2 separate regions of the Homo sapiens genome follow, and region 1 is linked to region 2. A link is a contact called in ENCODE POLR2A ChIA-PET data. All regions are on one chromosome and are shown on one strand. The core of a region is the stretch at or near the end of the contact, and the rest is flanking DNA. Distances in the headings are between cores, read along the strand shown.

Region 1 (4,959 bases), core at 1,763-4,262, 340 kb before region 2:
TCCAAGTCCTTTAAAAATCTTTATTGAATGAAAATTGGTATGCATAAATTGTACATTGTTTAATACACACATTTTGAAGAGTCTGGACGTATGCATACACCACCCCAAAAGGAAAGCCTGCGCTCATTAGGCGGTCATTTCTCCATTCTCCCTTCCCTCCAGCCCCTGCCAAACATTAGTCTACTTTCTGGCTCTATGGATTTGCCTATTCTGAATATTCTACATAAACAGAACCTCACAATATGTGGCCTTTCGTGTCTGGCTTCTTTCACAGAGCATAATAGCTTCAAGGTTCTGGAGATCCACTTTTGTCTTCTACTTAGAGGGTGGAGACTGATCTAAGGAACGGTGGGTGACCGCTGGAGACCTGTGGGGAGGTCTTAACTTATTTCTGGCAGTAGTTCCTTGTTCTTGGCAGCCTTGAGCCTCTGATCTCTCCAGCAGTGGCCTGGTACCTGGAGAATTTCTGCTGCATATTTGGGGAGGTCATTTTGACTTTCACTGAAACCGCCAGGCCCTCCCTCTTCCCTGGGCCTCTGCCACCTCCCTGATCCAGTCAGATGCTTCTGTCCTGCCATCTCTGGGTCAGAAATCTGACAACTCATGGAAACAGTTCATCTTTGGGCACTTGGGCTCAGCACACTGGGTAGAAAAGCCTCTCACTTTTAATCAGAGAGCCGGATGACAAAATTAGGGGTGTGTGTTTTGGGGTTAGCTGGGGGTTTGAGTCTCAGCTCTGCCATCACCTAGCTAGGTATCCTCAGTGCTCCCACCTATCAAATAGAAGTGGCCGTGCCCATCTTTTAGGACTATGATGATTGAATGCACTGATAACTTTAAGTTACTTTGTGTAGTGCCTGGTGTTTAGGATGTATACGGTAATTGGTGATTGTTAATGAAATCTAGGTTAAAAAGATAATCAGTGCAGTACCCCATCCTCCTACCACCCTATCAACGTTTGCCATTCTAGAGTTTTTAGCAACTTTTAGAAACCACACAGGGCTTTAGTGCATCTTGTCACTAGATGGATTTGCTAGTTTTCAGGATTCTAGAAGGCTCCAAACTCAGATCATGGTTTGGTCCGTGACAAGGAGAAAACCTTGGTTATATGCAAGACCGTAACAAAATTTCCCCATTTCTTTTCTTTTTTTCCTTTTTTTTTTTTTTGCCCCGCCATTTTTGGAATTTCTTATAGTCTAAGATGATTCTTACTATACTCATGTTTCCATCCCACCAAACCTTGAATCCATTGAGACTCAAATGGGCTCTAGAGAGCATGAAAGAGTTAACGTGTCCCTGAGTGCCCAGTTTCTTACAGGATTAGGGGAAAAGTGACTTTATTTTTATTTGCAGCCCGACTCAAGCTCAGTGTAATTCCACAAACTGTTGAATACCTTCTACGGGAGTTCACAGGCAGTCCGTGGGGATGGTCACAGGCACGTGATGTCAGGTTCTGTTTTTGGCTGTCTTGAGTGATTAGTGAGTTGCGTAACCTCTTTGTTCACCAGGTCCCTGTCTGGGAATCATTTGCCCTCAGCCTGTGTGTGTCCTGTGGGGCGAGAGGGGGAGTGCTCTGCTCACCACCCTGCACCCGCTGCCCGGCTCTGCTTCCCACTCTTGGCTGGTGCCCCGTGGGCCTTTCAGGCGATCTGGGCGGAAGTAGGTCAGGGACCTTCCAGCTGTGGGATCCCCAGTGGGGTGAGTCCGTTGCTTTGCTTGGCTGTTGGAGCTGAACCCACTTTTGTTTCCTAAAGGAGTAGCCTTTTAGTTTTAATTGAAAAAGCAAGCACCGTACTTCTGTCAAGCAAAAAGGTGTGAATTTCCTTCTTTTTTTTCCTCCCTGATATTATATGTGTATTTTTTTCTTTAGGAAGGGTGAGCCTGTGGATTTTCTTCCTAAAGTCAGTTTTATTGAGGAATAATTTACATACAGTAAAATTCATCCTTTTTTTAGTGTTCAGTGGACTCCATTTCTTTTTTCTTTTTTTTTTTTCTTTTGAGACAGGGCCTTGCTCTGTCATCTAGACTGGAGTACGGTGGTGCCATCAGAGCTCACTGCAGCCTTGATCACCCAGGCTTAAGCTATCCTCCTGCCTCAACCTCCCGAGTAGCTGAGACCACAGGCATGTACTACCATGCCTAGCTAGTTTTTCCATTTTTTATTTTTTGTAGAGACGGAGGTCTCACTGTATTGCCCACGGTGGTCTTGACCTCTTGGCCTCAAGTGATCCTCCCATCTCGGCCTCCCAAAGTGCTGGGTTTACAGGCATGAGCCACTGTGCCTGGCTAGGATTTCAGTTTTTAATGCAAGGCTGTCTTCCTAAAATATCCCCATAATCAGATTTGGAGTGCTGTGGCTTCATCTAGGCATGCAGAGTTGAGTACCTGAGAAGGCAGTGCTTGATGTATGGTCCTTGAGATGAAATGGATTCAGGCATACTAAGAAAGTGGTACAAGGGAGACACATTAAAATGAGTTTTTACCCTTTCATTGTGAGAGTTGAATGACAATTGCTAGACATTTGCCTATGTAGTTTTAGAAAGATTCTAACTGGAGCAGCGCTTGGCTGGAGGAGGTCAATTGTATGTCTGCGGAAAGGGTTCAGACAGACTTGTCATCATTTCCTGGCGCTGACCCTGGCTCTTACCTGGAAAGCCCCTAAACCACCCACCCCAGGGATCCACGGTGCAGGGAAGGTGGTCATGCAGAAAACAACCTCTAGCGAGTTGCTCGGCTGAGGCCCTCTGTAGGTGACCTTGTCTTGCCTCCAAAAGACTGGACCTCCTTTTCTTCTTCAGTGGTAAAAGGAGTTTCTTGGTGCCACCGTGGGCTCTGGGCAGAGACTGTGCCTTCCTCCCTTTTGTGTCTGAGTCGCCCCGCATGCTTTGGCGCAGGGAGTTTGGGCCAGAGCGATCTCCAGCCCCTTCCAGTTCACTGGCTCTGTGATAAGGTTCCTGGGGATTTTGTGTCATGTTGCTTGGAAACCAGATGGAAATAGGCCAATTACCATTGAAGTGGGGCGGCTCCTGAATGTTCCAGGACCAGGAGATTTGAGCTAGGCTTGGGACCTTCTCTTTGCTGGGTCTCTCCCTGGTCCTGCCTCCTAAGAAAGAGAAAACAAGCAAATACTCTGTCTACATTCAGATACGATGCCTTACATGAGAGTAAGAGAGCAGGAGGAAACTGCTCAGCTGCCTCATTTTCCTCCTGGGGTGGAGGTGGATGATTGTCTTGCCTTCAATCTTTAAGAGGCTGAAGCCAGCCTCTGACCACCTTGGGCATGATGGCTGGACCCGCAATGTGCCTGTCAGTAGAAGGAAGGGAGATTTCGAAGGCTGGAGAGGACAGCTTTGTCTCTTCGCAGCAGCCTGTGGGCTCCCAGCCATATCCTGGCTGAGCGATAGCACATCCAGCTTGCTTGGGGCCAGGGCTGAATCACCATGAATCCCCCACAGCTTGGCAGTGGCTGCTTAAAGAGACCCAGGGCTGAAATAACAGGGGAGGTTAGAGGCTCTCGCTGGAATCAGGCTAAATGAGAGAATGGCAAAGATGAGGGAATCTATCAGAATCTACTGAGATTCAGGGATAGGCCGGGCCTGTCTGCAGGGGAAGAGATGGGTGTGGGCATTGGAGCATTGCTACAGGAAGCCCAGGGGCCAGCTCTGTGGGCTTAAGCTCGATGCCTTCATTCCAAGGGGCCCTTCTACTAACACAATTTAACATGATTGAGAGTTTTCACTTTGCTAAAGTCCTTAAAGACCTTGCCACATTTAAGCCTACCCACTGTCACATATATATTGGCCCATTTTACAGATGAGAAAGCGAGGCGTAGAAGGATTAAGTAACTACCCAAAGTCAAGAGCAGATGGATTATTTCTCCCTCAGGTTGTGTCGCTACCTTTTTAGGCCAATCCTTTGTTAGCTTGCTTGCACAATGGGATTCCTAAGCCTGGAGGAAGCTACCTCTATCTGCAGTCACAGCTCATTGCTGTGTGTGCTTGATTAATGTTGGTCCTGTGTTAGTCTATTATCATAGTGCTATGAAGAAATACCCGAGACTGGGTAATTTATCAAGATAAAGAGGTTTCATGGACTCACAATTCCACATGGCTGGGGAGGCCTCACAATCATGGCGGAAGGAAAAGGAGAAGCAAAGGCGCCTCTTACATGGTGGCAGGCAAGAGAGTGTGTGCAGGGGAACTGCCCTTTATAAAACCATCAGATCTCGTGAGACTTATTTACTGTCATGGGAATAGCATAGGAAAAACCTGCCCCCATGATTCAATTACCTCCCACCAGGTCCCTCCCATGACATGTAGGGACTATGGGAGCTACAATTCAAGATGAGATTTGGGTGGGGACACAGCCAAACCATATCAGGTCTCCTTCCACTGGACTGGGGAGCTGGATGTTTTTGTTGCATATTTTATCTCCAATACTTGGCAAATTAGACTCTTTAATTGTTGAATGTGGCCAGGCATAGTGGCTCATGCCTGTAATCTCTGCACTTTGGGAGCCTGAGGTGGGAGGATCACTTGAGCCCAGGAGTTCGAGACCAGCCTGGGAGATATAGGGAGACCCCATTGCTAAAAAAAAAAAAAAAAAAAAAAAAAATTGGCCAAGCATGGTGGTGCATACCTGTAATCCCAGCTACTCAAGAGGCTGAGGTGGGGCTGAGTGCAGTGGCTCACGCCTGTAATCCCAGCACTTTGGGAGGCTGAGGCGGGCAGATCATGAGGTCAGGAGATCGAGACCATCCTGGCTAACATGGTGAAACCCTGTCTCTACTAAAAATACAAAAAATTAGCCAGACGTGGTGGCGGGCGCCTGTAGTCCCAGCTACTAGGGAGGCTGAGGCAGGAGAATGGCGTGAACCCGGGAGGCAGAGCTTGCAGTGAGCCGAGATTGCACCACTGCACTCCAGCCTGGGCAACAAGAGTGAGACTCCATCTCAAAAAA
Region 2 (5,107 bases), core at 1,759-4,258:
ACCCATCTTTCATGCCTTTGCGTGTTGCCTGCGTTGACGATTCTATTTATCAGCTCACCTGTGAACAACTTCTGAACACAAAAATATCAGACCATTAGAAAACAAAGCAAAACAAAAGGGATACACCGCTGTTGTGGTGACAATAAAGTGTTTTCATTTGCAGAGGTTTTCGTTTGTAAGGCTAGATCTATTGGTGAGTAGGTCATGGATGTTTGTGCTGGTTCTCTGTGGACACCCCAACTACCACCCATAACAAATCTCACTGTGTGTATTAGGAGACATCTTTAGATATAAAACTTAGAAACTTGAGTTTTCTGGGTAAGAGCTGGTTGTGCATCAATTAAAAGAGACTAAATACTAAATAGTTTTAGTAAACACGTGCAATGAAACTTGATTGGTTCCTGGTGAGGTTGCTGGGCCATCCCAGTTTGCCTAGGAAAGACTTAGGGGAGATGTTTCTCGGACTTTCAGGGCTAACACTGGGACATGTCCGGGCATACTGGGACGGTTGTCATCTTACTTCCAGTTCAGAGGAAAAAACAGAAACAAAAATGAAAACAAACAGCTCCAAAAGACATTTTTAATACATCTGGGGGCTTTTAATGTGGGCTAGGTAGCAGATGATGATGGCAACCATTGTGACTTTCTTAGGGGCATCAGTGGTAGGTGGTTACCCAGGGGATCACTGATATTCTGGACATTTGAGAGGCGAAGTATCCTGCAGTCTGCAACTTATCATCAAATGGTTCAGGAATACAACACAGCACAACATAACACAGCAATCCAAAATCACACGCGCACATATGATAAATAAAATATGACAAAAAATTAATAATTACTCAGGGCTAACTATACGGATGGTTCCTATGCTATTCTTTCAAATTTTTTCTGCGATTTTGAAAATGTTTATAGCCAAAAGTTGAGAAAATGCTTTTGAGTGGAAAGGCCGCTACTGCCTTCTTCTTAAGGATAACATTTTTTGTAGAAACTGAGATTTGGTAATTCAGCTCTTTGTCACAACTCTGTTGTGAAGGTTGCTAGATGCTATGAGAATGCCGTTATTACAGTTATTAATTTTTATCTTTTAGTAGGTTTTTTTTTTTTTTTAATAAGCAAAGACCTATTGAGGTTATTAATCAGAAGTGGGGGAAACTTAAGACAAACCTCCACCCAATAAAGAAAACAAAACAGGCCGGGTGCGGTGGCTCACGCCTGTAATCCCCGCACTTTGGGAGGCCAAGGTGGGCAGATCACCTGAGGTCGGGAGTTCAAGACCAGCCTGGCCAACATGGTGAAACCCCGTCTCTACTAAAAATACAAAATTAGCAGGGCGTGGTGGCGCATGCCGGTAATCCCAGCTACTCAGGAGGCTGAGGCATGAGAATCGCTTGAACCTGGGAGGAGGAGGTTGTGGTGAGCTGAGATCGTGGCATTGCACTCCAGCCTGGGCAACGAGCGAAACTCCATCTCAAAAAAAAAAAAAAAAAAAAAAAAGAAAAGAAAAAGAAGGAAGATAGGAGGGATTAGATTCTGGGAACAACTTCTAAATGAGAGGACAGACTTTCAGGGTTCATGCAGTCGGCAGAGAGACCCAACACAACTCAAATTTCTCTTCATGCTTCTTCCACATGGACAGTGATGGGCAAAATCAGAGAGAGAAAGGAGCTAAAGTGTAAGGAAATGAAGCCATCAGTGAAGGTGGTGGGATAGGGGCCTGAGTAGACACAGGAATGATCACCTTCCTTGAAGGAACTAAAGAAAGTATTATAAGAGCTTTAAAACAATTGCAATGGCTTTTTCATACCTCCGTGGAAACTTAAACAAAAATGCTAGCTAAAACATTTAATTAAGCAGACTTGAATCTCAAGGTAACCAGAGAAGTGTTTGACTCTCTAGACAGACTTGCAGAGAAATCTCCTTACCAAGTTCAGGCCCAAAGGTGAGGTCAGTATGAGGGGGGGCTCAGGGATGAAATGTTAGTAGGAAAATTTCCAAATCATATCTATTTGGGTGTTTCTTTAAAATGATATGCTTAATCCTTTTATTGTCCTTGCTGTTGATTAAAAGTTTGATTTGAATTAAAAAAATAAAAGGTGAAAACATGTCATTTGGGACTTATTTTCAGATTAAAATCAGGATAGCCAATCAATAAATCTTGAAATGATTTTCTCAGACTGTGAACAATGTAGACAAGACATCGCTGCTCTCCTGCTTGTGTAATTTTGCAGTGTAGACAAATAACCTCAAAGAGGGATAACGTGAATTTGGTTAAGAACTAGTTCAAGATCAGACAGACATGTGAGGGAATCCCAACTCTATTTGCTCACTGCTTGTGTAATCTTAAACCAGCTACTTAAACCCCTCTAAATTTCAGTTTCCTCATCTGTAAAATGAGGTAAGATAATAGTACATTCTTCTTAGAGTTTGGGAAGCTTAAAAGCGTCCATGCAGATAATTAGCATGATATCCAAAATATAGTTCGCTTTCAGTAAGTATCTATTATTATGTCACTTGCTGCCAATAAAATAGAAATAGGTCTGATGAACCATATTAAACTTGCTTCCTTATACATATCTCCCTGCCCCAGAATGATCTCACCATGACAGGGAAGTGAACTAAACCCAGAAAAACTTACTTTGAGGACCACACTTCTACAAGACTTCTTTAGACACATGCGGCATTCTGGGACTATGACCTTGGTTAAATAGTTGGCTCTTAACACACAGTACTTTTTTTTTTTAATGAAACCACATGCTCTCATTTAGAAGGACTTGAAAATGTCCACGGTCTTGGAATTTGGGGTTAAGTCCTGGGAATGAGGGGAATGAGAAGGCACGACTGAAATGAAGGGAGTGCAGGATGAGAAAAACAGAGAAGTAATATTCTTCCCCTGCTCAGGAATACCTGGCCCCAAGCACTCACTATGGAGGGCAGGTGAGCAAGGAAGGGCTCCGGGACACTTTATGGAGCATAATAACCATTGCAGCTGTGCAAGCAGAGATCAAAGATCAAATCAAATTTCAAGCTGCAGGGACCTCAATCCGATCACCTGCAGAGGTCAGGGAAAGGAATTTTTCTTCCCTGAAGAGCCCCAAGATTGGCTGAATTCCCAACAGGGGGTTTGGCACTGCCTTGAAGGATCACATTACTGGCTACTGCCCAGAAGCAAGGGGACGCGGCCTTGGGGTTGATGGGACTGGTGGGGCCGTTGCTATTGTTCCCCCGCAGAGTATCTGCCAAACCAAATGGGAGAAACTCAGAGAAAGCCAGGGCCTGGTATCCAGGGGCTCCAGCTTGGTCATTGCTCAAAAGCCTCCTTTTGAATGTCCACTCTTAAGGTAGGTACCTTGAATGCTAACTGTTGAGGCTTTTGTTGGTGTTAGGTTGGTTTCTATTGCATCCTCCTTTGAAAGGAAGCATATAGTTGATGAGCCCAGGCTGAGATGGGACTTCTGCCAGAAGGAGGATGGGCAGTTGACTTGCAGGGCCATCGACTTCCAGGGCCATCTGCACTGTTTGCACATCCACCCCATTTTCCCCCCGTGCCAACCCCAACACACACACAAAAGAAAGTAGCTGAAGCCGGGAAGCTCAGGTCTGTGCCCAGCTTTGTGGATACTGGTTCAGTATGCTCTGCTGGAGACAATTCCATCTGGTCAACACGAACACCCTGGCATCTCTGCACAGTTGGAGAGAAGCAGGTGGCCTCCAGCCTCGGCTCTGAAAAGCTCCATGGAACTATCTGAACTTGGATCTTCAACTTCAGCCCGCTCTCTTTCCTTGCCTCTCTCCACTCCCATTTGATGACATTACACAAGGCCGGGGGAGGGGGGGGATTAGGAGGATTTTTTGCAGTGGTGGGAAGATTTAATTAGATGATAAAGGGAGAACAAAATTTAGTTCTAGAAAGATTCAGTAGATTGTTTTTAAATATCCCCAAATGGTATTTCGATGGTCTTATCAGAGGACGCTCTTCAGGGTGAGAAGGCAGTGTGTATAAAGCACGGGGAGGAGTGGCTGGTGGGTGGAATTAAATGTATTATTAAGTGAATAGGGAGAACCAAGTGACGGTGAACTTGGCCACTTGGCCTGTGGATGTCAATCAAACTAATGTGTTGGGGGAAGGGGGGAGGAAGTTTGTCACCCGTTTTAATATCAGAAATTCCTTTACGTGGGTGGTAACTGGGGAACAGCTGCAGGTAGCTGAATCACAGCCCAAATCCTTGCAAAAACGCTGGTGGGACCCCTGCCAACAACTGAGCAATGGCTTTTCAAGCTGGAATGGAGCAAGTGGGACTAAGTGAGGCGAGGTTGGGGGGACAGGGGGTGGTGCTGGGGGTGGGGAAGCAAGTTTTTAAAAAGCTGAGTTTTGAAGCCGGTGCATATTTAATAGGATTAGAACACATGAGTTAGAGGCTGAAAATTCTCAACCTGCCTCGTTAAACAGCCAGCCTGCAGGAAGGCCCGGCTCTCAGAGCAAAGGCAGAGAAGCAGGGAGGGAGGGAGGGAGGTGAAACACCTGGGCTTTCTCCAGGGGTAGCCAAGGCTAAAGGAGACAGTTTGGAAGTTCTTTTCTCTCCTGCACTCTCTGTGCAGCCTCGGAGAATCCATCCTTCCCATTCTAGCCCCACTTGGTCCATTAACACACCCAGTTTGTCAATAGTGCCTTCAGGTGCCATGTCCCTGTTTGCCTTGGCCCAGGCTTGTCCACCCACTGCCTTGGTCAGCCCTGGGAGGAGAAGCATTTGCTTTTGCCTCCTCATGAGAGGTGAGTGGGCCCAGCCCCAGCCTCAAAGGTCTCTCTGGATTCTGGCTGGATGTGTCTCGGGGCAGTTCTGAGTTTTGGGTTTTCAGGTGACAGGTGGTGCGGAAGGGTTAGGGTGGGCGGAAACATTTTTCTTCTTCTAACTGTGGATCCTTATTTGCTTTCCTGATGACTTTAGCCCGTGGGTGACAGAAGGCTGTCCTGGGCCCTGAGAATTTAGCTGAATGGCACGTGATGCTGAAAGAGAGCTGGGGTTTCCCTGGCTTCGGGCTCTTGCACTAACTCAGGGAATGACTTCAGATAGGAACTCTTACTTCCTGGGACCCCAGTTTCCTTATTTTT

What was found. ChIA-PET counts read pairs that join two places held with the same protein, here RNA polymerase II (POLR2A).
Region 1: POLR2A ChIA-PET joins it to region 2 with 10 read pairs in AG04450. The contact joins two enhancer-like sites. POLR2A ChIA-PET finds 5 or more read pairs at or near these places in 4 of 52 experiments (AG04450, H1, Panc1 and 1 more).

What each region holds. Positions count from the first base shown.
Region 1 is chr17:72,513,529-72,518,487 of GRCh38, reverse strand. The region is part of intron 1 of LINC00673 (long intergenic non-protein coding RNA 673); the gene reads left to right. Among named protein-coding and RNA genes, the nearest start is that of LINC00673, 77 kb to the left of the region's middle. RefSeq lists enhancers at 1,083-1,591, 2,554-2,743, 2,891-3,391. Within about 2 kb of position 3,012, at least 11 of the 41 ENCODE cell types and tissues checked have a DNase peak (open chromatin) inside an H3K27ac peak, as active enhancers do.
Region 2 is chr17:72,175,057-72,180,163 of GRCh38, reverse strand. No RefSeq gene overlaps it. Among named protein-coding and RNA genes, the nearest start is that of SOX9, 57 kb to the right of the region's middle. Within about 2 kb of position 3,008, at least 2 of the 41 ENCODE cell types and tissues checked have a DNase peak (open chromatin) inside an H3K27ac peak, as active enhancers do.